Linked DNA regions of Mus musculus: region 2 is linked to region 1. The links are chromatin loops, found by intact Hi-C in ENCODE. Cell type or tissue: left cerebral cortex. All regions are shown on one strand.

Region 1 (2,500 bases):
TTACTCTTAAAGTTATTCAAGGTTTCATAAGTTGATGTTTTGAGCTTTAAAATGAAATGGCCCTGTTTACACACTGTAGTACAATGCTCTATGAAACTTAAGTATTAAAAGGTAAAAGGACTCTTTAATACAAAATACAGTTGGACTTTAGGTTTTTCTAAAATTAAAATGTGGATTTTTTTGGAATTAACGTGAAAATTTTTCAGATATCTCCTTTAAAACTCTATATGTAAAGGGACTTATTTTAAAACAACAAACACAACAGATAGATTTGGCTTGAAAAGATAACAGCCTAATGTCTTACCAGCTTCCACTGAGAGGAAAGTGGGTCTTTTAATATTGGACTTTGACATAAACACATACTTTTCTTTGTAAAATGCTTTTCTGCATTATTTTAATTGGCTAGTCCTGGCTTTGAAGAAACGTGTTTTTATGCTACGTGATAGAAAGCATTTATTTGCATCTCATCTAAATTATTCACAATACTCCAAGGCTTCCATTCTCTCCCAGTTAGTACAATTTATTTTTCTACACATTTCAGTGGCAAGCAATGTTATTTAGGCTCTAACCTGGCATGCCACCACCTCTGGCCCACCCTGGAGCCCCTCCATTGCAAAGGTCTCCAGGTGCAGTTTGGGTAGCTGCAGGGTGAAGTCATTCCTAGTTGCTGCAGTCCGTGACAGTGAGATCTGATCTCTGACCTAAAGGGGGGAAAAAAAACAGCATCAATGGTAATTCCCCTTCAGACACATTAACTGGGATGAACTGGGTCCCCTTGAGCCCACTGAGTGGACTTGCATTGATCGCTGGACCTGAAATCCATGAATAAATTTAGGACTAATTGATTTTTCGTTGCAAATAAATCTCTAATTCAGAGTGCTGGGGGAGAATGTTAAGAAGAAAAAGCATCCTCCTGCTTGAAATGAAGAGGGGAGACGAGGCACAGAAGCCTTCTGATCAAGGCGCTTTGAATTATTCCTTCACAGCTCCACTCGGAAAATGGGGGGGGTGGGGGGGGACACAAAATCAAAAGCAAGCTGCAATCCCCTATTATCACTCTCTTAAAAGCGTGTTTAACTGACATTAGATCATGCATGTTGTACATGATAGTTACTAGGGACTGGGTTTTGAAAAGAAACTTCACTAGCACAGACTCTGGAATAAGAACAAATACACTCAACACAAAAGGGGACTTCAAAATACACAAGTACAGGGTTTGCTCGGCCTGCTCGGTGTTCCAAAACTGTAGGACTTAATTAAACTTAAGCCTGAGCAATAAACTCATGGAAACCGGCTTGGTCACAAAACCTCTAAATAAGATAACGGAAATAAAATCAGTAGCATTTGTACTAGAGTTTAAGTATTCAGAAAGGTAAGGACACAAGCTTGTACAGACGGAGTTCTAATTCCAAGCTCCTGTGGGCAGTTGATATCACACTGCCACCTTCTGGACAAATCAGCACACGCACAGCAAATACAAAGAAACTCCAGCACTTAGTCTTAGGAATTCTGTACTCAGGTTTGCATTTGAGATAAAGTTCTCGCTTTTCATCAGTCAGCTGAGTAAGAAGAGTTTACTTTTTTTTTAATATAATTTTATTTGTAATTCTTTTTTTTACACTCCATATTCCATTCCCCGCCCCTCCCCGCCCACTTTCCAACTGTTCCACATCCCACACCTCCTCCCCACCACACCCTGTCTCCACATGGATGCCCCCACCCCCACCCCATCTAACCTCTAAACTCCCTGGGGCCTCCAGTCTCTTGAGGGTTAGGTGCCTCATCTCTGAATGAACACAGACCTGGCAGGCCTCTACTGTGTGTGTGTTGGGGGCCTCATATCGGTTCCAGATTAATCAAGACTGCTGGTCTTCCTACAGGATCGCCCTTCTCCTCAAATTCTTTAAGTCCTCCCTAATTCAACAACAGGGGTCAGCTGCTTCTCTATTTCTCTTTCAGCTGCTTGTTGGGTGTTTCAGAGGCCAGTCATGATAGATCTATTTTTGTGAGCTCTCCATAGCCTCAGTAATAGTGTCAGGCCTTGGGACCTCCCCTTGAGCTGGATCCCACTTTGGGCCTGTCACTGGACCTTCTTTTCCCCAGGCTCCTCTCCATTTTTATACAGAAACATTTTCTAACATTTCGTGGGTTTCGGTAGGTTTTTAAATCTTTTTTTTTTTTTTTTTTTTTTTTTTTTTTTGCTATCATATATTTAACAAATACTATAAAACTACCTTACACCGTTTTGGGATTTGGCTCAGTGATTAAAGAGCTAACCATGCAAGCATAAGAGCCTGAGTTTAGGTCCCCAGCACCTGTTCCAAAACTAGGCACATGCTGGAGGTGGGAACGGTGGAGTCCTGGGAGTCTCTGGCCACTCAGTTCAACCAATCCAGAGCTCTGAGTTCAGTGAGAGATTCCAACCCAGAAAGTGCAGGGGTTTTTTTTTTGGGGGGGGGGCAAAAGAAGATGCTAATTTCACCCTCTGGCTTCTAGGCCC
Region 2 (2,500 bases), 1.1 Mb before region 1:
ATATGCTCTGTTGCATTCAGAAAACACTGTCTCCTTGAAGTCGCCCACTGCTTCTTTACAATCTTTCCTCCTCGTCTTCCATGAAGATCCCTGAGCCTTGAGGGGAGGATGTGGTCAGAATAGGTATTTCATTTGGTAATGAGTACCCTGGAACATAAAACCCTTAGAAAGCAACATAGGAGAAAATGTAGATATGACCATGTGTGTGGTGATGACCACTAGAAACAATGTCAAATTCAAATCATTAAAATCTTAAAACTTGGGTAAGGCCACCACTGTCAAAAGAATGAGAAAGCAACAGGAGCAAACATTTGCAAAAGACATATCCAATAGAGAGTTTTGCACAAAATATATAAAGAACTCTTAACACTCAACAACTCAGAAGTGAAATGCTCAGCTAAGCAAATGAACAAAAGCCCTAACCAGAGGATGCAGGCCCAGAGGATAAAGAGATGACAGACAATAAGCATTTGAAAAGACAGTGGACATCATATGTCGTTAAAGAACTGTCAGTCAAGGCAAGATGATACCACACACCTTTAGGAAAACCTGAAACACTGGCAACATTGGAAGACTGAAAATGTAAAGCAATCTGATTTCACCTTACTGCTTCCAGGAATGAATCATTTTGTAAACATTTGGGGGATTGGCTGTATCCCTCCCTCCCACCCTTCCTTCCTTCCTTCCTTCCTTCCTTCCTTCCTTCCTCTATCCATTCATATATCCATCTTTTTAAAATTCCTTTCATTTTTTTTTCCTTTTCAGAGACAGGGTTCATAGACTTAGTCTCAAACTCATTACGTGGTTGAAAATAATTGTAACCCCCTGATGCTCCTGTCTCTGCCTCCCAACTGCTGGGATTACACACCCTGCCACCACGTCTGTTTGATGTGGTGTTGATCTCAAACACAAAGCTTCAATCCTGCCAGTTAACCACTCTACTAACTGTGCAACATCCCAGCCCAGCCAGATAGTGTCCTACAGCATGAAATAGAATTTAGCATATGATTCGGCAACTGTACATCTTGACATTTACTTTAGCGTGTTAGAAACTTAAATCCACCCACAAATCTGCCATGACATTTATAGTTTCATTCATAATTCTTAAAACTTGAAAGTAACCAAGCTGTCTGTCTTTCTTTTGGTGAATAAAGAAACTTCAGAGCATCTGAATAATGGGGTATCATTCAGCAATAAAAAAAAAGAGCTCTTGAGTTACAAAAGGTCATTTATATATATTAAAAAAAGAACCTTAAATGCATATTGCTGAGAAGCAAATCTGCAAATCTGAAGAGGTTATATATTTTGTGGTTCCAACTACATAACATTCCAGGAAAGGAAAAAAAACAAAACAAAACAAACCTGTAGCATGATTAAAGGATCAGTGGTTCAAGGGAAGGGAGAGAGAGATCACAAGGGTTTCAGAGAAGAGATAATGTCCCATGTCCTAAGTGTAGATATATATCATATGTTTGTTGAAAGTTACAGAATACACAGTATACCACACTAACAGAGCTCACTGTCAGTGGCAGAGGACACATGGGGACTCAATGTACTTCAAGTGTGTGTTTTCTATGAAACTAGAACGTCATTGAAAAAAGAAACCTAGCAGCAAGGCAAGATAGCTCCGCGGGAGAAAACATTTGCAGCCAAGCCTGAAGACCTGAGTTCTATTCCCCATCGTCCAGATGGAAGAAGGAAAGAACCTACCCCTAGAAGTAGTCCTCTGACCTCCACACATGCAGCCTGGTACACAAGCAGACACACGTACACACAAACAAGAAACATAAATAAATACAACTTTCAACTATTTTAAAAAGCTTCAATAATTCAGACTCACCCAAACTTTGCAACAGTCTCAGCTGTTGGCAAGGACAGAACCTCATATCACTCACACATTGCTGCTTCTGCTGAAGAGTCTCATGTCGACTGGACACAAAGTAGAGCTATCTGAAATGGGGCGGGAGACCCTTATTTTTAAGTTTAATTTTTTTTTTTTACTAATTTGTTTTACATCCTACCCACTGCCCTCATTCCAGTCACTTCCTCCCATAATCCTTCCCCTATACTTCTGTATTAGTCAGGGTTCTCTAGAGTCACAGAACTTACGGATAGTCTCTAGATAGTAAAGGAATTTATTGATGACTTACAGTCGGCAGCCCAATTCTCAACAATGATTCAGTCGCAGTTGTGAATGGAAGTCCAAGGATCTAGCAGTTACTCAGTCTCACGCAGCAAGCAGGCAAAGGAGCAAGAGCAAGAGCTAGACTCCCTTCTTCCAATGTCCTTATATTGTCTCCAGCAGAAGGTGTAGCCCAGATTAAAGGTGTGTTCCTTAAACTCGGAGATTCAATCTTCTGGAATCCATAGCCACTATGGCTCAAGATCTTCAAACCAAGATCCAGATAAGGATCTCCATGCCTCCAGATAAGGGTCACTGGTGAGCCTTCCAATTCCGGATTGTAGTTCATTCCAAATATTGTCAAGTTGACAACCAGGA

Evidence for each region. Hi-C counts contacts between places; a loop is a spot of excess contacts. Peaks named below come from ENCODE experiments on the same cell type or tissue, not always from the same donor. Only the 100,000 strongest peaks of a DNase experiment are listed, where the experiment ranks them.
Region 2: it touches region 1 in a loop (3-fold over the local background); 4 of 42 quality-filtered maps call a loop at or near these places.

What each region holds. Positions count from the first base shown.
Region 1 is chr4:83,793,401-83,795,900 of GRCm38, reverse strand. Ccdc171 (coiled-coil domain containing 171) reads right to left here. Exons shown (of 26, transcript NM_001355378.1): 24 at 570-701. Among named protein-coding and RNA genes, the nearest start is that of Gm42309, 47 kb to the left of the region's middle. In left cerebral cortex, a CTCF peak has its summit at 1,443 (motif pointing left); a DNase peak (open chromatin) is centred at 1,427.
Region 2 is chr4:84,863,131-84,865,630 of GRCm38, reverse strand. No RefSeq gene overlaps it. Among named protein-coding and RNA genes, the nearest start is that of Cntln, 20 kb to the left of the region's middle. In left cerebral cortex, no CTCF peak of the experiment used is centred here; a DNase peak (open chromatin) is centred at 1,015.